Regions from separate parts of the Homo sapiens genome. Here region 2 is linked to region 1. Evidence: chromatin loops called from intact Hi-C (ENCODE). Cell type or tissue: PC-9. All regions are shown on one strand. Links, peaks and the distances in the headings refer to the core of each region. The heading gives the core; the rest is flanking DNA.

Region 1 (15,319 bases), core at 5,737-13,736:
GATCGAGACCATCCTGGCTAACACGGTGAAACCCTGTCTCTACTAAAAATACAAAAAATTAGCCGGGCGTGGTGGTGGGCACCTGTAGTCCCAGCTACTCAGGAGGTTGAGGCAGGAGAATGGCGTGAACCTGGGAGGCGGAGCTGGCAGTGAGCCAAGATCGCACCATTGCACTCCAGCCTGGGCAACACAGTGAGACTCCGTCTCAAAAAAAAAAAAAAAGAAAAAAAGATATGTTACTTTGCGAGGCGCAGTGGCTCACACCTGTAATCCCAGCACTTTGGGAGGTTGAGGTGGGCAGATCACCTGAAATCAGGAGTTCGAGACCAGCCTGGCCAACATGGTGACACCCCGTCTCTACTAAAAATACAAAAAGTAGCCAGGTGTGGTTTTGCGGGTGCCTGCAGTCCCAGGTACTCGGGAGGCTGAGGCAGGAGAATCACTTGAACCCAAGAGGCGGAGGTTGCAGTGAGCTGAGATGGCGCCATTGCATTCCAGCCTGGGTGACAAGAGCGAGACTCCGTCTCAAAAATAAATAAATATTAGAAGTATGTTACTTGAAGAAAACATGCTGTTTGGAGAGATGGAGGGGCCCAGGTTCAATGAGTGGCTACGTGACCGACTAAATGAATTACGAAGTAGATGAATAAATACATGGATGTGTGTACCCGAGCCTCCCTTGGGTCCAGGACATGGTGGCATTCACACGGCCAAAGGTGGGACTGTGTCTCAGTGGGCACTCAGAAGATGGCCAACAAATGGATTTTTATCGACTGCCTTGTCTTCTTCATCTGTCTCACCACTGCAGGCAGGCAATGAGTAATGAAATGACAAGTTTAATTAGTGAATTCTGTTTTGTGGGGAGAGGACACTGAGGTTTTAAGGAAATAACCAGTTTCTCTGAGACCAGGATCATTTCATAAGCATTTATTAATCAGAGGTACATGAGCAGGCTCAGCCTAGGGGAATAATTGCCAACAAACACTTTTGGGAAGCCTGGGACCATGGCTCTGCCAGGAATCTGTGACATCTCCAGGGCATCATTTGAGTCCTGCCTTCTCAAAGTACTTGTGACAGGCAGACGTGATTGCAGCCACGAACACTATGAACTCACTGAAGTCCACCTGGGCATCTCCATTGGCGTCCAGGTCCTTGAGCAATTTATCCACGGCATCCTTGTCTTTTCCACTCTAGAGGAGAGAGAGGCTCAAGGTCAGCAGTGAGGGTGCCTGTGCAGGGCCTCAGCCTCCACCAAGCACTGCTGCTGGGCAGGAGCAGGGCACCCACATCTGCGTCACCTTTGCTGTCAGGGCCAGGGCCAGCTGTGCATAGCAGACACATGGCATTCCTGGCCTTAAGAACTTGTGAGCTGCCTTCAGCTATCTGGCATGACATGAACTAACTTGTAATGTTTTTAGAGCGAATTGGAATTGTGCTCTGCGAGAGGGAGTTTCATTTTGAGTTTTTGCCGGGGGTTGTCTTTGGATTTGTAAAGTGCTTTACAGTGATGGTTGTTCTCAGGAAATGCATCCAGTCTTTGCTCTATTTTTTGTGCACTGCTAACTTCATGGGCCTCCCATCTCGTGCTGGCACTGAACTAGCTGCTTACACAAACAGGAACTCCTCAACACCACCAGACACGGCAGAGGCATCGCCCTGTTACAGATGAAGATGATAAGGCCCAGAGGGCCCAAGGGACCTGCCCTGAAGTCACACAGGGAGCCGGGGAAAGCCAGGGTTGAGCCCCAGGTGTGGAGCGAGCATGGAGCAAGCACCCTGAGCCCTGTTCTTCCTCTCTGCTTGGGTCCCAAGCTCTCAGGTCTTCTTTGAGAAGGCCAGGCCGGCAGGGCTCTCAGAGCCTGCCCATGTGATAGCAAAGCGTTCTCACTGTGGGACCAAGCGGGACCAGGATGCAGATCTGAACAGCAGCAGCAGGGTGTGCTGATGACCCAGCCCTGGGCCAGAGAGCTGTGTGTCCAGGTGGAAAGAAACACAATTAAAATTGGTAGAAACATATCATCTGACCAAGACACAACTGTGTGCATGAAGACCTTAGTGACAGCATGGTTTGCAATAGCAAAAGTAAGGCAGGGAAGTACAAATTCAATAGCAAACAAATAGTGGTATGGCCATGTCACAATACCCTGCGGCCATTTCAAGTGATGTTTACAAAGTTTGTAGGCAGACAGTCACCTCGTATTTACAAAGCTCCGACTGTGCGGGGCGCTGGGTTGGGCACGGAGCAGATAGGGCCAGAAGGCCAGCCCAGCCCAGCCCTGCCCTCAGGCGGACATTGTTCTCTGACTCCGGCTTTGCTGGGCTTCAGCAGCCTCCGGAGGGAGGGCTGAGAAGGGCACCCAGGGCCTCCCCGAGGTGATTCTAATGTAACACATTAGCTGGACCCCCAGCTTTGCCATTGCTTCTCAAAGTGTGTTCCCAGGACACCTGTGCCTGCCCCTCCCCACACCCCAGTATCTTGGATCAAAGTCCTCATGGGTTCAATTCTCATACTTTGATCATTATCAGAACACCCCGAGCCCCAAGCCCAAGTTCCCAGGATGGGGCTGGGGTGTTTAATGAACATCAGAGTTTGAGAATTTATGTTGTAATGTTAAGCTCAAAAAGAAATTACATTGCATGTAAATCTCACTCACAGCAATGTTCATATGGGGAAAAGGCTGGAAGGGAGAGGAAGCGTCTGTATTCCAGGGGGGATTTCTTCCCTCCATATTTATCTATTTTTACATTTTCTACCAAAAACAGAACTTTATTTTTAAAAGATATCTTTACAGAATTCACATTTAGAAAATAGAACTAGGCCAGGTGTCGGGGCTCACGCCTGTAATCACAGCACTTTGAGATGTCGAGGCTGACGCATTGCCTGAGCACAGGAGTTTGAGACCAGCCTGGGCAACATGGTGAGACCTTGTCTCTAAAAAAAATACAAAAATTAACCGGGTATGGTGACATGCACCTGTAGTCCCAGCTACTCGGTAGGCTGAGGTGGGAGGATCACCTGAGCCCAGGGAGGTCGAGGCTGCAGTGAGCCGTGATCCTGCCACTGCACTCCAGCCTGGGTGACAGAGTGACATCTTGTCTCAAAAAAAAAAAAAAAGAAAAGAAAAGAAAATAGAAGCAATATTCTGAAGTGTTTCATGTCTTTGAAGTGATTCTAGGGCTGAAAATTTCAGGCTTTCATTTTTGATTATCAGCATCTATGTGGGTTAGCCCCTTAGCAGGTAGGCAGAGTCTGGTGGGGCCCGAAGGGGAGGGGAAGGAAGGAAGAAAGTGGGGGAGTGAGAAAGAAGGAGAGGACAGGGGTCAAAGGGAAGGGGAAATGGAGAGGGTACGGCTTCTGTTCAGCCCAGCCGGAGGCTGCCCCGGGCGGAAGGAAGCTGGTCCTGGCCGCCCTGAGGGGCCTTCTGTGAGGCTCAGGCCGGTGGCTCCTCCCTGGCAGGGAGCCCAAGGGAGGTCCACAGCTCTGCGCAGACAGGTGCCAGGATGGAGCCTCCTCCCGTCCTTCCTGCCAGACCCACTAATACCAGGCAACAAGGGGCCTGGGAATGGGAGCAGGGAAAGCGGGCAAGTGGGAGGCAGAGCTGGGGCGTTTATGGCCGGCAGCCTTGGAGGACAGCCCCGAGGGCTCAAGGGCTTGGCAAGCTTGGCAAACTTGCAAATGGCAGCCCTGGATTGCATTCCGCCCCTGCCCCCACTGCACAGGTTTGAGTCCCACTCTCCCACCAGGCCTGTCACAAATACACTGGGGTCAACCCCATGTTTCAAGGATCAAGCTGACCACACCCTCTCCCTGCTCAGATGCTCCCGCCTCCCCTGCCTTTATGCCAGGGTGGGTCCGTTCCTTGGCTGGGCTTCCAGGGCATTTCAGGATCTGTCCCTCTTGCCTCTGAGCCCCTTGACCGCCGACCCCACCGCAGCTCTCAGCCCTCTGCCTGCCACGCCTTCCCCTTCTTCCCCAGCCCCCGCTGAGTCCAGCACTGCCGGCCTGGCTCACCTGCAGGAAGCCTGGTAGCTCCTTCTCCATCAGCACCTTGAGCTCCCCCTTGGTCAGGGTCTGCGTGCTGCCCTCGCTGCCCGAATATCGGGAAAAGACGTCTATGATCATGCCCATGGCTGTCTCTAGTTCCGTCATGGTGCTAGATTCAGACCCACCTTCCTCCTGGGGGCTGGCAGGGCCGAGAAAATGTCCCACTGGCAGCCTCTTGGTGCTTTATAAGGCAGCCTCATATTGACACAGAGGGTGGGACAGTGGGGTTGGGACATTCAGGAAGTCCTGCCCCTCCCCATTCATGTGCTCAGTTCTGATGAAATGCATCGTTGTGATGACGTTTCTGGAACCTTTCCCCCAGCCAAGGCCCAGGGTGTGGGCTGCCTCCAGGCATCCACATTTTACAGTGTTCACCTGTGTCTCGGCGCCATCACTGAGCCACAGTGGCATCCTCATTCCTGGCCCTCCCTGGGTAAGTGGGCACGGGGTGAGTGTGTGTGGAGTGAGTGGTGACTCCGTGGCCCTTTGTGTCAATATCAGAGCGTGCTGGCACCCAGCGTGCTGACACGAGGAGACATCTGAGAGTGAATTCACATGGGCGTGTTTGTGAACATGGATCTGCCCCATCGTCCCTTTCTTAGAGCACTCTGTGTCCTTCAGAGGCCCAGCTTCCACGTCAATCTCGCTCGCTCCTCCCCTGTGGGGCCAAACAGAAAACTCCCCTTCATCCTCTGGGAGTTTGCTGAAAATCAACGGGCAGAAGGCAGATGAATAGGAGAAGAGCATAACAGATGTATTTGATCATAGCTTATGTGGCACGGCAGCCTTCAAGATGAAGATCCAAAGATCTGGTGGAAACTATCCATAAACACAGTTCAGCGAAGTATGGAAATATGATTGGATACAAAAGTAAGGCTGGATGCTCACAGACCAAGAGGAGAGCCTGGTAGGGCCTGTTGAGTCAGATTCCCTGGGGCCTCTCTGAGCAGCTCTCCTTCCTTCTAGGTGTGGGGCAGGACTCTTTCTGGAATGGAGCTCTTATGACCTACAGTCAAATAAAGCAGGCCAGAGGGTTTCTTTAGGCTGGTTTCTACACAGAAAGGGGAGGGAGTGGAGAACTGGAGTCATATTTCTGGGTTTTATGGCAGGGTTTGGGGAAGCCTCTCAGAGGAGGAGGAGCTGGAGACAGGAGGGTGGGAGCAGGACAGAGAAACTTTTGTTTCTGAGGCTTCCACGTTGGGGTGTTGTTTTTTGAGCCCCGGCACTTACCAAACCCAAATCACCCACAGGGCTTAGACGGCACAAAGGCTCCTGGGACTCTGGGCAGAGTCAGGGACAGTCACACCCCTCCCCGTCTCTATAGCGGAGGTACTCAGAGGGTCTGTGCTTGGGAGGCTGAGCGAGTCCTGGAGAGCATGGAGGTAGGGGCCTGTGTTCACATCCTGCCCCGGTCAAAGTAGGCCCACACTCAAAGGCCTCTCTCTCAGCAGAGATCTTCCAGAGTGTCAGCCTCCAGCAAGTTCCCTAACCTCTCCCAACACAGCCTCCACCAGCACATGGGCCGAGACTCTCCCCACGGGGCTGTGGCTCAACATAGAAAAACCTTGGTGCACGATGGCAGCAGCAGGTCTCACAAGAGCCGGCTTTCTCAGAACACACTGCCTCTGCCCAGGTGTCCTGCAGTGGAGGCTCAGACTGGCCCCACTGGTGACCCCTTGGGGAGCAGGGACAGGTCCATTCTGCTCACTCCTGAGCTGGGCAGTTCCCTCTTGGGATAAGGTCGCACAGCACAGGCCACCATCATACCACCCCAGCCAGAGAAGTGGGAGAGAGAAGGAGGCTCCCTACCCCAGAGGCAGTGCTCCTCAGGAAGGGCATTCACTGCGTTATATAGATATATATATACACACACACACACACACATATATATACACATATATACACATATATGTATACACACATATATACACACACACATATATACACACACACATATGTATATACACACACATATATATATAGATATACACACACATATATTTTTTGTTTGTTTGTTTGTTTGTTTGCGATGGAGTCTCACTCTGTTGCCCAGGCTGGAGTGCAGTGGTGTGATCTCGGCTCACTGCAACTTCCACTTCCCGGTTTCAAGTGATTCTCCAGCCTCAGCCTCCCGAGTAGCTGGGACTACAGGCATGTACCACCACACCAGGCTAATTTTTTGGGGGTTTCACCATGTTGGCCAGTCCGGTCATCACTTTGTTTTAAAATTTTTATTTATTTATTTATTTTTATTTATTTTTTGAGACGGAGTCTCGCTCTATCACCCAGGCTGGAGTGCAGTGGCACGATCTTGGCTCACTGCAACCCCTGCCTCCTGGTTCAAGTGATTCTCCTGCTTCAGCCTCCTGAGTAGCTGGGATTATAGGCATGCACCACCTTGTCTAGCTAATTTTTGTATTTTTAGTAAAGATGGGGTTTTACCATGTTGGCCAGGCTGGTCTTGAACTCCTAACCTCAAGTGATCTGCCCACCTCGGCCTCCCAAAGTGCTGGAATTACAGGCATGAGCCACCGTGCCTGGCCCCATTTATTTACTTTTAGAGACAGTGTCTTGCTTTCTCACCCAGGGTGGAGTGCAGTGGCTCAATCACAGCTCACTATAGCCTCCAACTCCTGGGCTTAAGTGATCCTCTCACCTCAGCCTCTCCAGTAGCTGGGACTACAGGGGCGCTCCACCATGCCCGACTATTCACTTTAATCTTTCACCGCTGTGGGAGGAAGGATCAGGACATCCATCGGGTGGAAACTGCTGCACTCCCCCACCCGTTCAGGCCACTGGAGTGTCACCAAACCACCAGGGCTGCCCCTGCTGGAGTAGCTCACCTGGGTAACTCTGAGGACAAGCCCCCTTGGAGACTCTTCTCAGGAGGGAGGTGGCATTTTCCAAGAAAGGGTTCAACACAGACCTCTGAGTCAGAGGACCAGTTAAAGAGAAAATTATTCTGACTTTATTCAGGAATGTTGCTGTAGGGGTCGTGATTATTGCCATGCGGGGAGTTGCCCTTGAGGCAGCTGGGAGTGGCTCACGCCTGTAATCCCAGCACTTTGGGAGGCCAAGGCAGGTGGATCACTTCAGATCAGGAGTTCGAGACCAGCCTGGCCAACATGCAAAACCCTGTCTCTACTAAAAGTACAAAAATTAGCCAGGCATGGTGGCGCGTGCCTGTAATCCCAGCTACTCGGGAGGCTGAGGCAGGAGAATCGTTTAAGCCTGGGAGGTGGAGGTTGCAGTGAGCTGAGATCGCACCACTGCACTCCATCCTGGGCGACAGCCAGACTCTGTCTCAAAAAAAAAAAAAAAAAAAGAGGCCAGATGAAGAGCTCGAACCACGAGCTTCTACATGTTAACCAGGGTAAAGAGCAACCGCTGACAGGAAGGGGCCCAGCAGTCAACCCCCGGGAAGGCCAGGATGTGGCCTTGTTTCGGCAAGGCCGCCCTATCACCACGGAGATGGGCAGGCAGGAGACATCCCCAGTCAGTCGGGCCCAGGTGGGGATCAGGAGGTTTCAGGAAAACACAAGCTATGCAGTGGGGCAGGTGAGGCTTGGCCTGCCCAGCCTGTCCTGAGTGTCATGGGAACAGCTCTGGAAGTGACTCCTCTGTCCTCTGGAATCTGGATCAGATGGGGCCTTCTCCAGACATCTGTGCTCAGCAGATGCGACAGACGGCCCCTCGAGTGTAGCCCAGGATCCAGCACCGGCCCAAGCAGGTGGGAGCTGTAAGTTGATCCAAGCTCTCCAGTCCCTGTGCTGGGCTGGGGGATGCACGATGAACGAGGCTGGGATCCTGGTGTCAGGGAGTACCAGCCACAGAGGGCGCCATGTGCATGGAGGAGGTGGCAAGGAAGAGGTGACTGGGAAGGGGAGAAGCAGAGAGGCCAGGAGGAGGGCGGGGCCTGTGCTGGGGGGTGGAGGAACTCATGCCCGGGAAGGGCATGGGGAGAGTGAAGTGGGAGTGGAGTGGGAGGCAGGCTTGGAGGAGTCGGTGCCTTGGGATGTGGGACAGTGAGGAACAAGGCACAAACAACCAGTCAGTGCTCTGGGGAATCAAGAAGTTGGGATGGGCAGCGGGGGTCCAGGGTGGAGATGGGCTGGAGGGGGAGGAGGGCACCAACCAGGGAAGGCCCCTCAGGGGCTTGATCCTGTAGTTCTGGGCCTCGCAGAGCCAGCCACACGTCCGAGCTCCTAGGTGATTTTAAGAACTAGCTCTTGCTGGGCCGCACCCAGGCAGAGCTGCCCGTTCAGTGGCTGGGCTGGCCCAGCACCTCCCAGGTGATCCTGTTGTGCCAGGTCAATGGTCTGGAGAGTTATCAGCCACAAGAGGCACCGTCAGGTTTGCCCTTTTGAGGCCCACATGGCCGCTGGTGTGAGACGCGGATGTGCACGGTGAGGCAGTGAGGGGCTGCAGGGTGAGGAGCCCCCAGCCATGTGCGGTTCAGGGTCCCCGCAGCACTCGCCCAAGGACACTGGGAGCTGGCGGAGGCCTGGGCAGGAGCAGGAAACTGAAGGAGGAGGAGGGGCCTCACTCATCACCTGATGAGATCTCCACACTTTGCAGAAGGGGAAACCGAGGCTCACAGCGAGGAACTTGGTCAACAAGCCCAGGCCCCTCCACCCTGCCCGCGTTTCCTGCACTGCACTGGATCAAACCGGTTTGATCCTTGATAATGCCTCCGACAAATATTTGATGAGGGAGGAGGCTGAGAGAGGTGAGGAAATCAGTTTCTCAGGGACAGGCTGGACACAGGGGTCATGCACCGGGTAGCTGTGAGGGCAGGGGTGGCGTCTCACCTCAGGGACACAGCTCCTGGGGAGGGCGGCAGAGACCCTGACAGTCTCGCCTCGCAGGCGTCTTTCTCCAGGCTAGAAACCAATGACTCATCTCTCAGGCTCTCTAGCAAACAGCGGGGCCCACACACCACAGTTGTGGTCGAATGTTTCCCTGAGGGCTACGGAGCCTGGTCTTGCCGAATACAAAGAGGAGGCTCTCAGCCGTCTGCTTTCTTCCTGCAGGAATCCTGGGCGTGATCTCCCTCGGCTACGTGCAGCCACGTGGAGACGCTGTGGGGATTCTTGTTGCTGGTGACTGAGTATTCCCAACCGGTAGTATTTGTTTTTTAGGGGCTGTGGAACAAATCACCACAAACTGGAGGGCCGAAAACACCAGCAATGGGCTCCCTCTTGGTTCTGGAGCCGAGAAGGCAGAAATGAAGGCGTCATCAGGGTTGCTCCTTCTGGGGCCTCAGAGCAGGACTCTGTTCCCTGCCCGTCCCCAGCTCCGGTGGTTGGCGGCCTTCCTCCGCCTGTGGCCCTGCACTCCAATCGCTGCCTCTGTTGTCACTTGGCCCCCCATGTGCCTCTGTGTCTCAGAAGGACACAAGTCATATTGAATTAAGGACCCTCCCTACCCCAGCATGACCCCGTTTTAACTTAGAACTTTCACAATGATCTGATTTGCAAAGAAGGCTGGATTCTGAGGTCCTGGGAAGGACATGAATTTTGGGGGATGCTGTTCACCTCAGTACACCGGTGCAGAGTTCGGTGACACCGCCAAGTTGCTTGACGGTGAGCAGCCTGGCATTGTAGAAAGGCAGAGGTTGACTTTAGTTTGGTCCCTGGCTTTGTCCTTTATTTGTTCTGTGACACCTTGGACAAGTTTTGTGACCCGAGTGTCAGTTTCCTAGGAACCAGTGACAATGATCAGAGATAGGGGGACTCAAGGGTAAGTAAAGTGCAGGATGAACTGCAGCGGAGCGTGTGAGGTGCCTGGCAGGTGTCGGCCACCCAGTGGCGCTCGAAGCACCTGCTGCTCCCTCCTTCCTCGCTCCCAGCTGCCTTCTCTGCTGGGAGCTCTTTGGAGAGGAGCTGTGTGACTGGTTCATCCTGTCCCTCGAGGAGCTACCAGTTCAGTCAAGGACATTGAGAAGCAGCGGATGGTGACAGTGCAGTGTGACAGTGGTGTGCTGTGGGAGCCCCATGGAGCGGCTACCCAGGCAGGAACGTCAGGGAGGCTTCCTGGAGGAGGTGGTGCTTCAGATGAGACTTGAAGGAGCAGAAGGTGTTTGCTAGACAAAGGGGCTTGCTTGGATGAATGGTCTTCAGAGCGTGGTCCCAGTAAGGAAGGAGACCACTACTACTCTTGCTGCCCTCCTCCCCCGACCTTGCCTAGTTTACAAGACAGGAGGAAAGAGAGAAAGCAAAAAGTTAGAAAAAAAAAAAAAAAAAACAGAAGTAAGATAAATAGCCAGAAGACCTTGGCACCACCACCTGGCCCTGGTAGTTAAAAAAAGTAATAATAATAATATCGACCCCTGACTTAAACTACTTGTATTATCTGTAAATTCCAGACATTGTAGGAAAAAGCATTGCAAAATTTTCTGTTCTGTTAGCTGATTCATGTAGCCCCCAGTCACGTTCCCCATGCTTGTTCGATTTATCATGACCCTTTCACGTGGGCCCCTTAGAGGTGTAAGCCCTTAAAAGGGCCAAGAATTTCTTTTTCCGGGAGCTCGGCTCTTAAGACGCAAGTCTGCTGATGCTCCCGGCTGAATAAACCTCTTCCTTCTTTAATCCAGTGTCTGAGGAGTTTTGTCTGTGGCTCCTCCTGCTACACCAGAACAGCAGGGCCGGCATCCCCTGAGCTAGAACAACCCTGAGGCAGGGCATCCACTGCAGGGAAGGCTGGGAGAGGGGCCAGAGAAACCTGTCAGGGGATTCTGATGTGTGCTCCGGTCTCAGGACATTCTCACAGGGGCGACAGGGACTGGAGCTGGGACAGAGTGTGGCACATCTGGAGAGATTGCAGCAGGGGCAGAAGCTGTGGGATAGGGAAGCAGCTCCATGTGGCGGGAGTCAGGGGGATGTGGATGGTGGGGGACAGAGAGCGGGATGAGGAATTTAGATATTTCCTAAAGCTGGAAGTCTGTGATTCTGCACCCCTGTGAGCTGCTGTAGAGTGGCTTTGGTGATGGACATGAAATATTAAACGCTGGCAAAGTGCCTGAACAGAAAGAAAAAGCCCACCTTCTCAAAGGAGATGCAGCAGGTTGCATAGTGTCTTCCAACCACCTTTTTTGGGCCAGGGTTCCATGTTCCACAGCCCCCCAGATCTGCGGGTCCCCACTACTCCTGCCTTCTCACTCAAGGCCTTCCTCAAGGCCACACCATCATCTCTGTTGAGTTGATTTCTTTTGTGAGTCAAGACTTCCAGGTGACAGAGTACCAGAAAACCCCTGACAATCTGGGGAGACTGGGTCCAAGTCCAGGACTGCCTGTGGTGGAGAGCACTCTGCTTTGAAGCATAGGGGACTCAGAGCACCTTCCTGCATGTGCTGACCCAGGCCTGGCAGATGCCCATCTAACATGCTAATGTCCTTCAGGCCAATGCAGTGGCTCGTGCCTGTAATCCCAACACTCTGGGAGGCTGAGGCAGGAGGATGGCTTGAGCCCAGGAGATCAAGACCAGCCTGGGCAACATAGCAAGACCCCATCTCTACAAAAAAATTAAAACCAAAAAGGCTTCAAATGTCTTTCCTCATCAGATCCCTCTGGCATGGACATGAATTCCTCCCTGTGACCTTCATTTTAAGTAGAAGCACAGGGACATCTCAAGTGTCCCGGTGGTGGCAGGAACGGGGCCCCCTGCCTGTGAGCACAGGGCTGGCTGGTGCAGGGTACTGGCCTCAGGTGAGCAGCCTGCCCAGCCCCTGGGTCACTGACTTCCTGAGTGACTCTGGGGCCCTTTCCTTCCTCTAGGGCCACTTTCTTCATCTGTAAAACAAGGGATTCAGATGAGATCACCTCCAGGACTCTGAACCCACAGAGCCCACATTCTCACACCAAGGTGCCCAGATTCCTAGGCGTGCACAGTGCATGCTGGGCACATTAGAACACCAGGGGTTTTAAAACATTTCTATTTAGACTAAGAAACTCACATGGGGAGAAATCAGGAGCCCTGTGAAAACACGGGGTCTCCATCTCCCAGACCCATCCAGCCAGTTCCTGGAGAGACAGTTCTTCCCACCCCCGAGTGGCCATGTGCACTGGGGGTCCTGACCCAGGCGAGGCAGTCTCCATAGTCAGCTCCCCTGTCTGGGTCTTGGGTGCCCACAAAGGGAAGGCCTGTTGGAGAACCTGGAGGAGGAGGAGTTGAGAGGAGGAGGGAGAGAGGCTGGGCACTGCAGCCTGTGGAAGTCCTGTTAAGTCTGCAGTCGGCACACCCCACATTTGCCGCTTCTGCCCTCGCAGCGAGTCTCCCAGTGCTGCCAAGGTCAACACCCTGGGGTGGGGGTGCAGGCTGAGGCCTGGAGCAGAGGATGGGGTCCAAGTCTGGCTCAGCCATGTGCTGGCTGGGGACCTCTCTAAGCCCAGTTTTCTCATCTGTAAAATGGATGGGGTGCACATGCTCCTACCCCAAGGATTGTTGTGAGGATGGGCAGTGCCCATCCGGCAGTTGCTCATTGGCAGCTGAATGGTGAATGTTATCTGTCCACTTGGATAGGCTATTGGCCCTGTTGTTTGTTCAAACTCTCATCTAGATGCCGCTGTGAAGATATTTTTGGGTGTCATTAGTATTTAACTAGTGGACTTTGAATAAAACAGATGACCTTCCATAGTGTGGGTAGGCCTCGTCCAATCCGTTGAAACTGAGGTTTCCAGAAGGAATTCTGCCTCGAGAGCACAATACAGAAAGCCTGACTCAGTTTCCAGCCTGCACCGTGTGGACTCAAGCCTGAGATATCAGCTATTCCCTGAGTCTCAGGCCTGCCAGCCTGCCCTAAGAGTTTGGACTTACCAGTCCCCACAATCACACGAGCCAATCGCTTAAAACTCAATCAATCAATCAGTGTTAAAATAAGTTACCAATGTTCAAAAATAAGGTTTCACACACACACACACACACAAGAGGATTCCTAACATGGAAATCAGATGATGTGACCACACTGGGCATCCGTTCCTGCCAGAGCGGGACAGTCAAGCCCCCCGCTCCCCTCACCTGAGGTTGGGCTGCCCCAGGCATGTGAGTTTTTCCAAGCTCCTTTCTGGCTCTGGGTTCAGTTTAGCAAACGCTTGGTTGGAAACACTCTCGCTAGGTGCTGGGGATACCGGGGAGAGTGTGGTCCCTGCCCTGGAGGAGGTGCTGTGGCATCCTGGTGGGGACCAACCCGCCAGCCCACGGTGCAGGCAAGAGAGGTCAGGCGGGGAGGAGTAGGGCGAAGCCTGGGGGTGTGCAAGCCCCCTGCCTCCTCCTTCCCTTGGGAAGACCGCAGAGCCACAGCCTGGCCATCCTGTTCACGGGAAAGCTGGGTTGGAGAAGCTAGCTTGGGTCTGGGACCAGAAGAGGACTCATGGGTCCTACTCCTGGAATTGGTCTATGAGGTGCAGCCACTCCCAGCCCTGCCAGCTCAGGAAAGGGGGGCCGTTTCTCCAAATCTCAGCCCCCTCAGGTGCCCACTGTCTCCTGAAGTGGCGGGAGAGCAGGGGAGTCTCTTGTCCTTGTGAGGAGAGCAGCGGTTTGTTCTGGAACCGGGGGCCTTAAGGGGAGCCCGCAGAGAGCGACGCTGGCATCTGCCTCATGGGGAGCTGTGAAGACCCTGAATAAAGTGCACGAGACATTTTCCCTCAGCCAGCAACTGTGATCGCGACACTGTGGCGCTTGTCCTGGAGGTGTGCGGATGGGGACTGCTGCTGAGCACTCTGGCCCGGCCCCTCTTTCTTTAGATGGACTCCTGGAAATGAGACTAAAGTTGAAGCACCTGAATGCTTACATGTTTTACCTCTAACGTTTATTTTAAAAAATTTGTGGCCAGGCACAGTGGCTCACGCCTGTAATCCTAGCATTTTGGGAGGTCGAGGTGGGCAGATCACCTGAGGTCAGGAGTTCGAGGTGACCTCCTCGAACATGGTGAGACCCCGTCTCTTCTAAAAATACAAAAATTAGCCAGGCGTGGTGGCAGGCGCCTGTAATCCCAGCTACTTGGGAGGCTGAGGCAGGAGAATCGCTTGAGCCCGGGAGTTGGAGGTTGCAGTGAGCAGAGATTGTGCCACTGCACTCCAGCCTGGGTAACAGAGCGAGACTCTGTCTCAAAAAAAAAAAAATTGTATAACACTACTTTTTAAATTTTTTAGAGACAGAGTCTCATTCTGCTGCCCAGGCTGGAGTGCAGTGGCATGATAGCTCACTGCAGCCTCGAACTCCTGGGCTCAAGCCATCCTCTTGCTTCAGCCTCCTGAGTAGTGGGGACTAATTTTTTAAAAATTCTTTTTGTAGAGACGGGGCCTTGCTATGTTACCCAGGCTGGTCTTGGACTCCTGGGCTCAAGCAAGCCTCCCAAATCACTGGGATTACAGGCATGAACCACCACACCTGGCTTAATATTACTTTTATTAGTTTTTTAAACACTATGAAGTATAAATAACAAAAAAACGGAGCTTAATCTTGCTACTCAGATATATTTTGTTGATATTAGCAACTAAATAAAGAGGGTCTCAAGCAGGTTTAGAAAATTTAAGCGAGATTAGAAGGGCACCTGATGAAACGGAAAACCCTCACTCGACCCAGCCTCAGCCCTCAGTCTGGGGCAACTACTAACAGTTGCTGTGGTTTCTTCCAGAAGAATGTTGCCACACACCCCAGCTTGTAGGAGTCAGCGCTGGTGTGTGCAGCAGTGAGAAGGCGCGCATCTTCCTTCACAGGCACCATGGCCACTGTCCTGCTCTGGCACAGCTTGCCTTTCCACCTGAGCCCTCCCAGCACGCTTTCCACTTCAGTCCAGCAAGGCGGTCTCGTCCCTCTTGTTCTGGTCCCTTTGGTTAGGGCCTCCCTCTCTACGAGCACTAGCCCTGCCAGTGGCCTGGGAGCTCTGCAAAGGCCAAGGGTGGGTCCAACCCACCTCTGAATGCCTGGAGCCCAGCTCAGGACAGGGGCCCCTTTCCTGGAGCTGTGGGTGGTATGGAGGCAGGGCTGGGAGAGGAGAGACAGAGGGTGGAGGACTGGAGGGGTCAGGGTCAAGGTGAGGGTCAGCATCCTGCCAAACTCTGCTGCCCACAGCAGACCTGGGGTGCTGTCTGCAACTAGGTGAGGAGAGCTGGCTGGTGTGAGCCACGATTAAGTGTTTCCCAGGTGCATGGGTGGTAAAGGTTTATTTAAAACCAACCAAGCAACCAACCAAATCTCTGCCTCACTGCTCCCCGCCCCAGCCCTCCCGCTCCAGCCACAAGCACCCTGCTGCCATCATGTTACATGGCATGGCTT
Region 2 (10,652 bases), core at 2,653-10,652, 140 kb after region 1:
CCACACCGGCCTCCAGACAACACACAGCAGGTGGGGCCTTGTCCTGTATGCCTTAGATCAGCGGCTGACTGTTTTGTGACTGTCACCTGCACAGCCACATACACAGGTTTGAGGACCAGTGGATGGAGTTAGGAGGAGCCCTTCACTGGCTTATAATCACTAGGGTGTCAAATAATTTATCATCCAAAGTGGGGTACCTTAGAGAATGAAAGGGTGTGTTATGAATGATTGCACAGGGCAGCCCCAGACGTGGCCACTGTGTTAGTGTGTTGGGGCTGTGTGGTGGTCTGAATGTTCCCATCTCTCCAGTAGTCCTGTGCTGAAATCTACCCACCAACAGAGTATTGAGGGTGGGGCTTTGGGAGGTGATTAGGTCAAGAGGTCAAGAGGGTGGAGCCCTTATAAAAGAGGCCGAGGCAGATATCTACCATGTGAGGACGCAGTGAGAAGGCGCCATCCTTGAAGCACAGAGCCCTTGTCAGACACTGAATCGAATCTGCTGGCATCTTGATCTTGGACTTCTCAGCCTCCAGAATTGTGAGCAATTTCTTTTTCTTTTCTTTTCTCTTCTCTTCTCTTCTCTTTTCTTTCTTTCTCTTTCTTTCTTTCTTTCTTTCTTTCTTTCTTTCTTTCCTTCCTTCCTTCCTTCCTTCCTTCCTTCCTTCCTTCCTTCCTTTCTTTTTCTTTTTCTTTTTTTTTTTTTTGAGATGGAGTCTCACTCTGTCACCCAGGCTGGAGTGCAGTGGCATGATCTTGGCTCACTGCAATCTCTGCTTCCTGGGTTCAAGCGATTCTCGTGCCTCAGCTTCCTCAGTAGCTGGGATTACAGGTGTGCACCACCAGGCCTGGCTGATTTTTGTATTTTTAGTAAAGACAGGGTTTCACCATGCTGGCCAGGCTGGTCTTGAACTCCTGACCTCAAGTACTCTGCCTGCCTTGGCCTCCCAAAGTGCTGGGATTGCAGGTGTGAGCCACTGTGCCCGGCCAGTGAGCAATCAATTTCTGTTATTCATAAACTACTCAGTCTAAGGTATCTTGTTGTAGCCGTCTACAGACTGAGGCTGCCTTAACAAAGCACTACACACAGAGTGGCTTGAAGAAAGGAAATTGATTGTCTCATGGTTCTGGCAGCCAGCAGTCTGGGACGAAGACGATAGCTGGGTCAGTTTCTATGGAGGAATTAGAGGGGGAATCTGTCCTGTACCCCTCTCCCAGCTTATTGTGATTTGCTGTCCATCTTTGGCATTCTTTGGCTTGTAGATGGTGTCACCGTGGTGTCTGCCTTTCTCCCTGTGCCTGTCTGTCTCTGTGTCCAAATTTCCTCTTTGATGAGGGCACCCGTCATTTTGGATTGGGGGTAAACCCTACTCCAGCATGGCCTCATTTTAACTAATGACATCTGCAGTGACCCTATTTCCAAATAAGGTCACATGCTGAGGTATTGTGGGTTTGGACTTCAATGTGAATTTTTTGTGGGGAGAGCACACAGTTCAACCCATAGCAGTCACCCCCTGATAACCCCTTGAACTAATTTTGCTTCTAGTTCATTAGGCGTGGTGTGTTTGGGGGTCCTGGTGCCCCAAGAAGGAAGGCTTCCATCAGGGAGCAGGGCCACAGTCTGTGAAAGTGGACACTGGGACCGAGGCCATTTGGACTCCTGCTGCTGCTGGGTGGCCTGGTAGAGAAGGGGGCACTGGGATGAGGGGTGACTGCTCCTAGCTACCAAGGATAAATGAGGTCACTTCTTGGTGGTATCTGGGGCCCAGAGGATCCACGGGGATGCTTCTTAGCACTGACATCTGATAAAAAAGGTCTACTGAGCATGGCAGCCCTGAACATAGAGATGGGAGCATGACAGACCCAGATCATGGGTGAAAACTTGGGTCGTTCCCCCAGGTGAAGAACCAGGTGCTCTGGCACAGGCAAGGTGCCTATCGGTGGGTGGAGGAAGAAGGACTCGCTGCTGATTGGCCCTTTTTCCCCTGCCCTCATCTCTCCTGGCCACCTTGAATGAAGGCTACCTGTGGTGGACAGTGTGGTGCTGTAGGCTCAAGGCAGGCATCTGAAGTGGCGTCTCCCTCAATGATACCGTTGCTGGTGGGACCCCGTGCCTTACTGTGTTGGGCTGAGAGTTTCTTCCCGGATAGGGGGACGAGGATGTTTGCTGAGTGGCCACAGTGGACTGCGCTGGATTTCTCCACTTGACCCGTAGATCTATTTTTCACCTCTCTGTCCAGTGTGGTGCCCTGGAGGCTGCATCACCTGTGGTCCCTGCCCTAAGGCTCCCGTGGAGTTTGGCCAGTGGGAGGCACCAGTCAGAGCTTGCAGGGCAGGAGGGAGAGGGGGAACACTCCCCGTTCTTCTCCCTGCGGTGGCGCTGCAATCCTAGGGTCGGCTGTGCTCTCCATGGTCACAGCTTGTGCCAGTGGATCCTGTCTCATGGTCCCAGTTCTCTTCCCCTGCACCTTTCAGCCCAGGGAGTAACAGCCTCCTGTCCTTGCCCTTAGTCCCTATGTGCCCCAAATGCTTCCTTGGTCACTTCCTGTAGGTCACCTCTTTGTTTACTTCTCTTCTGTTGAACTATCTGGGGTGAATTCTGCCTCCAGTGAGACCCCAACATCTATGGAGGCCATTGGAACTGGGGCATGTGTGTGGCCATTCATCCTGAAACTGGCTCTTGCCTCTGCTACTCACATGACATCAGGCAATGGCCCCACCTTCCTGAGCCTTATTGTCAAATTAGGACAATAAAGTCCACTTTTGCAGGATGTTTGTGAGTGTAGTGGAAAGAATAATGCCCCCCAAAGATGTCCACATTCTAATCCCCAGACCTGTGAATTTGTTACCTTACATGGCAAAAGGAAGTTTGCAGATGAGATTAAGTTAAGGCTCTTGAGTTGGGGAGGTTGACCTGGATTATCTGGGTAGGCCCAATGTCATCACAGGGGTCCTTATAAGAGGGAGGTAGGAGGGTCAGAATCAGAGAAGGAGATGGGATGACACAAGCAGAGGAGAGAAAGAGGAAGAGAGGGAGAAGAGAAGAGAGGGAGAAAGAAAGAGGAGAGAAAGAGGAAGAGAGGGAGAGAGATTTGAAGATGCTGAGCTGATGGTTTTGAAGATGGAGGGAGGGGTCATGAGCCAAGGAATGCGGACACCTCCAGAAGCTCGAAGATCAAGGAAACGGATCCTCCCCTGGGGCCTCCAGCAGGAACCAGCCCTGCCCACACCTTGACTTTAGCCCAGTGAGGCTGATTTCAGACTTCTGACCTCCAGAACAGTTAGAGAATAAGCTTCTGTTTTTCTAAGCCACTATGGTTGTGGAAATGTGTTACAGCAGCCATAGGGAACTTACACAATGAGAACAAATGAAAAAATTGCAGGGAGACTGCCTGCATTTCAGAGCAGGTGCCATGGAAATGATTACTGCATTTGGGAACAGTGGGCTCAGGTCTCCCCTTGTGGCAAAAGTGGACCTGTAGGCTCAGATGTGTAGCACACACAGCACCTGCTGTCTTTGCTGGTCCTTTGCTGCCACTTGTCTCATCTTCACTCACATCATCTTTTCCTTCCACTTCCAAAGTCTCTCCACTTTCTCTCCAGTTATCTGTGGCTTCCTAACAAATGATCCCATGATGTGCCAGCTGAGAATGGCCATTTCATTGTGTTTCATGGTTTTAAGAGCCAGGAGCTGAGGAAGGGCTCAGCTGGGTGATTCTTCTGCTGCATGTTGCCTACACCGAGGTCGCTTGTTGGTGTTCAGCTGGAGGATGGACTGGGCTGGGTGGCCCACAGTGGCTTCCCTGTAATTTATGGTGCCTTGGTGGGGACAGCAGGGGCTGAGCTCAGCTGGGACTGTCACCTGAGCCCTGACATGTGGCTTGTCCAGCATGGCAGCCCAGGGTGGTGGGACTCCTTCCATGGTGCTCAAGTTTCCTGGTGCAATGTCCAGGGAACAAGATGGCAGTTGTGTGGCCTTTGATGCCCAGCTTTTGGTGTCCCAGAGCTTCATTTCTGCTAGGCTCTTGGTTGAGTGGGTCACAGGCCCACCAGACTCAAGAGGAGGAGGCATAGACCTCATCTCTTGATGGGGGGACTTGTGGCCATACCACAACACTTTACCTCTAGTTTTATTTTCTCCTTTTCCAGCTGGGAGTTTCAGTTACTTTTCTCCCACTGGACTCCTATTGGCTTTGTTCTCCATGCCACGTGTTTGTTCATTCATTCTACAAATATCACCTGAGCACCCACTGCAGGCTGTGGTCTGTGCTGGAAACCCAGAGAGCACATTAGGAGCATGTGACATACATGAGCACTCGTGACTTGCCAGGGGCTTTCTAAGTGCCTTCTGAGGCCAAGTAGCCTCCAATCCCCCTGGAAGGCAGGTATGTTTCTTATCCCCAGCTTACACATGTGGATACTGCAGCACAAAAGGGGAAGAGGCTCACCTGTGGCTGCTGAGCTAACCTGTGGGAGAGTGGGCTTTGAGCTCGGGCAACCTAACTGGAGAGGCTTGTGCATAACCACCAGGCTCCATGGCCCCGGAGGCGAGGAAGGTATGGCAATTGACCTCCAGGAGGACTCTCTTTCTAGAGAGAGACCAAAACAAAAGTGTTGCTCTAGCTGGGCACTGTGGCTCATGCCTGTAACCCCAGCACTTTGGGATGCTGAGGTGGGAGGATCACTTGAGGTGAGTAATTCAAGATCAGCCTGGGCAACAGTGAGCCCTTATCTCTATAAAATATTAAAGAAAATTAGCTGGGCATGGTGGCCTGCACCTGTAGTCCCAGCTACTTAGGAGGCTAAGGCAGAAGTATCCATTGAGCTCAGGAATTTGAGGCTGCAGTGAGCTGTGATAGTGCCAGATGTGGAGCTGTACTCCAGCCTGGGGAACAAACAAGCAAGACTCCATCTCTAAATAAAAAAGAGTGTCCCCCTAAGATGCTCTGCGAAATATTGTAGACTGGTTGCCCTGGAGCCTCATGCAGGGAGTGAGGAGGGGCCAGGTCTGTCTGTGCTTCCCAGAGTAGAAGATATTAAGCTAGAAGAATGAGGGGAAAGCATTCCCGGCAGAGGAAACAGCACGTGTTTCGGGTTGGCGTTGTAGGAGTGCATGGCTTGTTAGTGAAGGGTGAAGTTCTGTGCAGCTGGGCGTAGCCTTCCCGGGAGGAAGCAGTGAGAGCTGAGGCTGCAGAGGGTAGTGGGGGTGTCTTGGCAAGGGTCTCATGTGCTGGCCTGAGGGCACTGTGGGGAGGGGGCAGACTTGGTAACTGGGCTGGGGGCTGATTGTGTCTGTGCTTTGGGATGTGCCGGCTGGTGGCTGTGAGGAGGGGAACAGGAAGCTTGGAGGTGGAGAAGGTGGGTTGTCATCCATCTCATTCCACCAGTGGGGGACGGGGAGGCTCAGAGAGGCTGAGTGACTCACTCAAGGTCATGCAGGCAGTGAGCATGGAGGTGAGACTGGGGCCCAGGCCCGTGGGATGAGCCATTGGCTGTCCCCCTACCCCGCTGTGACCTCAGCTGCACCTCGTGCTGCGGTGACAAGGTGACAGGTTAAAAATAAAGCACTGTGGTGCTGCCAGACCTTTATTGGCACAGGGTGAGGGCTGGTTATGTCACTTTAAAGAAATACTTCTCTGCAAGCATCAGTTGAGCATGTTTCTCCCCAGATATTCACCTGGGAACTGAGTCTCGAGAAATAACGTTCGTTACAGCTGCTGTCCCATAAGGACTGTCAGGGCAGGCTCAATAGTGGCCACCACTGAATAAGTGCCTACTGTGTGCCAGGCCCTACGTGGGAAAGTAGCTCATACCTTAAAGCTCATCCGTGGGCTCCAGCTACTGCCCGTGCTGCAGGTGCCTCCCGTTATCCTCCCTAGGGATGAGGAGGGGTTACGTGAGGTCACACAGCCAGCAGGTGTCATCAGAGCCCACTGCTCTCAGGGCTGCAAACCTGTGGCCACTCTACAGGAGCAGGAAGGAGCCGGTGTTATCAGTCTGGCTCTGCAGGTGGAGAAGTGGAGGGTCGTGCCCAGGAAGGCACAGGTGAGGGGCATTTCACTCCTGAGGGCCTCACCTTCTGTGATTCTGCCTGGGACTCCCTTCCCTGTATCTTTGTCATTATTCAGGTCCCAGCTGAAAAGTCACCTCCTCCGGGAGGCCTCCCCGGACCACCCTCCATCTGGAGTTGTCTGTCACTGGATCCAGGTGCAAAGCTCTGGAATGAAATGAGCCTGGCGTGTTCTGTGGCAGCAAGGAGGCTGGTGTGGCCAAAGCAGAGAGTGGGAAGGGTGGGGGTGGAGGTGGAAAAACGACGTGGTCCAATTTCCATTTTTACAGCGTCAGTCTGCCTGCTGTATGGGGCATGGACTTTGTGGGGGGCAAAGTGAGAACCAGGGGATGACTTTGGAGGCTACTGCAGTGTAGGAGTGAGCAATGATGGTGGCTTAGACCAGTGGCTTAGCTCCAGAGGTCTGGACAGGATTAACCAATTTATTCAACAGATATTTACCAGACACCTTGCACGTGGGAGGAACTGAGCCAATGGGGGATCTGTCAGTGAAGGGACAAACACATAAACATTCAAGAGCATGTTGGGGTGACAGTACTGCTAAGAGGGAAGGCGGGGAGAGGGCTGCCAAGGGACGGGCACTGTTCATTTAGGGAGGTGGGCAGAAGGAGGTGCGAGGCTCAGATCCCCCTTCAAGAAAGACTTTGCTGTCCAGCCTCAGGGCAGGCAGTCGCTTGACTGCCTCTGGATTTTGGCATCTTCAGGATCTGCCTCTCCCACTGAACCAAGGCTGTTCTTTCTGGCAGCCCTCAGCCAATGACTGCCCCCTGGAGGGATTTCTAGGGCCTGCCCATTTCTGCACACACCAGGACTCTGGCAGGCAGCCTTTGCCCTGGAGCTTGCTGTCGGTTGGCTGAGAGGGTCAGTCACACTTGCATGGCTGTCGGGAAGCTCTACCTGCCCACACTGGCTCTTCTACCTTTTACCTTTAACAAGTGTGACCTCCCAATAAACCTCTTCACTCCTAACTGACTCAGCATCCAAATACAGGGCTGTTTTCAGGAGTCGCTGTGCTGTCTTTGCATCCACAGATGTCACGCACAAGGGTTCCAGGCGCTCTGCACCCTCATCAGCCCTTGTGTCTGTGCTTTGGGATGTGCCGGCTGGTGGCTGTGAGGATGGGAGCAGGAAGCTTGGAGGTGGAGAAGGTGGGTTGTCATCCATCTCATTCCACCAGTGGGGGACCGGGAGGCTCAGAGAGGCTGAGTGTTAGCCATCCTAACAGGTGTGGTTGTGCCCCATTATGACTTCTTCTTCTTCTTCTTCTTCTTTTTCTTTTAAGACAGAGTCTCACTCTGTTGCCCCGGCTGGAGTGCAGTGGCATGATCTTGGCTCACTGCAGCCCCTGCCTCCCGGGTTCAAGCAGTTCTCCTGCCTCAGCCTCCGGAGTAGCTGGGATTACAGGTGCCCACCACCATGCCTGGTTAATTTTTGTATTTTTAATAGAGATGGGGTTTCACCACGTTGGCCAGGCTGGTCTCGAACTCCTGACCTCAAGTGATCTGCCTGCCTTGGCCTCCCAAAGTGCTGGGATTACAGGTGTGAGCTACCGTGCCTGGCCCCATTATGATTTTAATTTGTAATTCCCCCATGGTTAAAAATGTTGAGCATCTTTTTATGTGCTTATCTGAGACTTTTAAAAGTCTCATGGTTTTAGGCTTCACATGTAGGTGTGTGATCTGTTTTGAACCAATTTTTCTCTGAGATGAGAGGCCTGTGTCCCGTTGCGTTTTTGCATATGGATGTCCGGTTGTTTCAGCACCACTAGCTGAAAGATCACCCTTTGCACCTGCCCCAGGCCCATTGCAGACGCTGGGTCCTTTATCCTGTAGGAGGTCCTGCCTTCTGGGTGTATCTATGGCTTCCCTGTGGTGTCCCTGGGCACTTCTCTCCTGCCCCTCTATTTTCATAATCAGAAATCCGCAGAGCGTTTATTAGATTGAGCCTCAGGCCTGTTTTTCTTGGCAGGAATGCTTGGTTATTGGTGAGGTGGGCTTCCCAGTGCATCCCGCCAGAAGGCACCCAGTGTCCAGTGTTCCCACGGGTACTGGAGCACAGGGTGACCAGTGAGGTCGAGGGCGAGAATCTGCTATTTCCTTGGTTAGCTTCCTTATCATACCTTCTTATGGTTTCACCGAGACACTCAGGAAAGTTAGATTAGGGACTCTACTAGATGATTCCAAGAAGCTATTGTTGCTTTGTTAGGTGTGATAATGGCATTTTGGTTATGTAAGGAAGTGCCCATATTTTTAGAGATGCATGCTGAAGTGTAAGGGCGTGATTTTACTTTAAAATCTCCAGTGAAGAAAAAATAGGCAAGAGAAAAAAAAGGGAGAGATGAAGCAAGTGTGGCAAAATCTTGATAATCGCCGAATCTGAGTGACTGCATGTTTTGAAGATGAGTAAATGTTTTCAGAGGCCGAGGTCTGGCTTGCACAAGTTTCCCCCAAATGCTCCCCCAACCCCAGGTTATCAGGTGAATGTGAGCCGCTGGGAGCATTTAGAGGCTGTCTGCTACCTGTGCTTGGGGGCCGTTAGCTGTTGCTCTTCTTCCCGTCTCTCTTTCCTCCCCTCTTTCCTTTTCTCCCCTCTTCCATCTTTTGTCCCCACCCTTTTCCAAAGATTCCGGGCTGACCCTCGGCAGAGCCCCCGCTTCACGGCCTGCCCTTTTTCATAAGGACCACCAGAGGGCGCCATGATTTAAGTCTGTCGCTGTTCTTGGTGCTGAAATTCTGACAGCGGGTGGAGCACATGATGGGCCCGGGAGCTCCTGAGGGCTTCAGCCCTGTTTTCTGTTCCTTTGAAAACGAACACACCTTTGGGTCTAAGAAATATACTGTTTTATATTCCCAATATGTGGTCCCCAACCTTTGCATCCCTGAGGTTGGAAAGAGAAGGGACGGCTGAGATGCTTAGTGAAGGGTGCAGGCCTGAGAAGGCTTTGTCAGAATCTACCACTCACCAGCTGTGTGGCCCTGGGCTAGTCATTGCACATCCCTGAGCCTTGATTTTTTCTCATCTGTTAAGTGGGAATGATAACCACAGCTCCTTTAAGAAGTTATTGTGAGGATTAATGAGATGCTGCAGATTTTAGTAATCTCAAGATACTATTATTCCTATTGCTATGACCACTACTAATACTTTTTTTAAAGCACATGCTGTGTGTCAACGGCCCCTCCAGTGCACCCCCTCCCAGGTGTGAAGTCAGGAGATGTGATGTCCAACTCAACCCTGCCTTGCCCGTGATCACCGGTTTGACTCTGGCTGTACTGCAGCCACACTTGAAACCTTTTGCCTTCCTCTTATGGAAGATCCTGACCATAAACCTGACCTTGCAGAGTTCCCATGGATATGTCTCCAAAGCTCTGAATACAGTGGCCAGTGCACCATTGATGCTAAGTCAGCGACAGCTGCTATTATCGTTCTCAGGGCCCTTCTCGTTTAGCCACGTGTTGATTCTGTGCTTTGTGGGTCCCAATAACTCCATCTCTCCATGCTTCTCTGGAAACTGCCCCACGCAACCCCCCCACCCCCCACCCAGGGAACTGTGGTGCTGGGGCATTGCCTTCCATAGCTTTCTACCTCTATTCCCACAACCCTTTGTAGCTAAATCAACAGTAGATGTTGGTCAGCGAAATACTGATTTTGCTACAATATCTTGCTTGAATCCATGTGATGGCCCTAAGAGAGAAGCAAACGTTGCCTTACTGTGTTTACCTTACAGCTGAAGAAACTGAGGCCCTGAAGAATGAAACTGCCCACCCGAGGTGCCCCAGCTAACAAGAGTCAGGCAGGGAATTGGGGATTCTTAGAAAAAGAGGGTTGCTCAGAGATTCTATAGGAGAAACTGATGTCAGAGAGGTGCAGCCACTGGTTCAGAATGGCTGAGTGCATTCATGTCTGAGCTGGGATGGGAACCAGGCCCCCTGACCTTGTCCCAGAGCCTCTTCCTTGGTGTCTGGTTCTCTGCCTTGAGCCTCATGGGTATCATGGAAAAGAGACTTATGTAAAAGAAACATGCCTGGCTTTATGACACCTGAGACTTAAGACAGTAATTTTTGGTGATTAGTCTTCTGGCATACCTGGTCCCTCATGGCCTGCACCTTTTAGGCATTTGATTTTGTACTCACTTGTGACTCTAAAGCACCTTGTTAGTGGAGGTAAATTAACTTATTGATTTTGAGCTCCACTGCTACTATGATAAATTATAACACGATTTCAGTCATTTTGTTGTTTACTTAGGCAGTTGTTGAAATACTGGTGCGTTGGTAGAACTTCTGAAATGAATTTTTAACAAATCCCTAAAAACTATGTGAGCTTTTCCAAAATGTCTGGAGGAGGCAATAGGCCTGACTTTTTCATTAATAACGTATCTCCTGGTGCTGGTATGGTGAGGGTGAGCCCGGGAGAGCCCCAGGCTGTGGGGACCCCTTTGAGAACCGGCCTGGCATTAGGCAGCAGGCACTGGAAAAAGTCGTCATCCTTCCTGACACTGCATTTACACTCTTGGGGATTTATCCTGAGGAAATTATAAAAAAAAATTTAAGAAATCTCCTTCTGCCTAAATTCACTGAAGAATTATTTG

Evidence for each region. Hi-C counts contacts between places; a loop is a spot of excess contacts. Peaks named below come from ENCODE experiments on the same cell type or tissue, not always from the same donor. Only the 100,000 strongest peaks of a DNase experiment are listed, where the experiment ranks them.
Region 2: it touches region 1 in a loop (11-fold over the local background); 2 of 110 quality-filtered maps call a loop at or near these places.

What each region holds. Positions count from the first base shown.
Region 1 is chr4:6,682,764-6,698,082 of GRCh38, reverse strand. It overlaps LINC02481 (long intergenic non-protein coding RNA 2481), which reads left to right and starts at 7,564. Exons shown (of 3, transcript NR_147207.1): 1 at 7,564-7,784; 2 at 8,624-8,774; 3 at 9,187-10,635. It overlaps S100P (S100 calcium binding protein P), which reads right to left and starts at 4,205. Exons shown (of 2, transcript NM_005980.3): 1 at 4,013-4,205; 2 at 913-1,190. The coding sequence starts at 4,150. The coding sequence ends at 1,041. RefSeq lists enhancers at 1,237-1,999, 3,202-3,937, 8,546-9,293, 8,295-9,494, 13,396-13,897 and 3 more. In PC-9, for the core only: CTCF peaks have their summits at 7,610, 7,822 and 9,722; DNase peaks (open chromatin) are centred at 7,962, 8,342, 8,952 and 9,912; H3K4me3 peaks cover 1,488 bases; H3K27ac peaks cover 4,186 bases.
Region 2 is chr4:6,544,912-6,555,563 of GRCh38, reverse strand. It overlaps a transcript of PPP2R2C not described here. Among named protein-coding and RNA genes, the nearest start is that of MAN2B2, 25 kb to the left of the region's middle. RefSeq lists enhancers at 4,834-5,334, 5,335-5,835 and a silencer at 8,826-8,875. In PC-9, for the core only: CTCF peaks have their summits at 6,860 (motif pointing left), 8,511 and 8,712 (motif pointing right); a DNase peak (open chromatin) is centred at 6,863.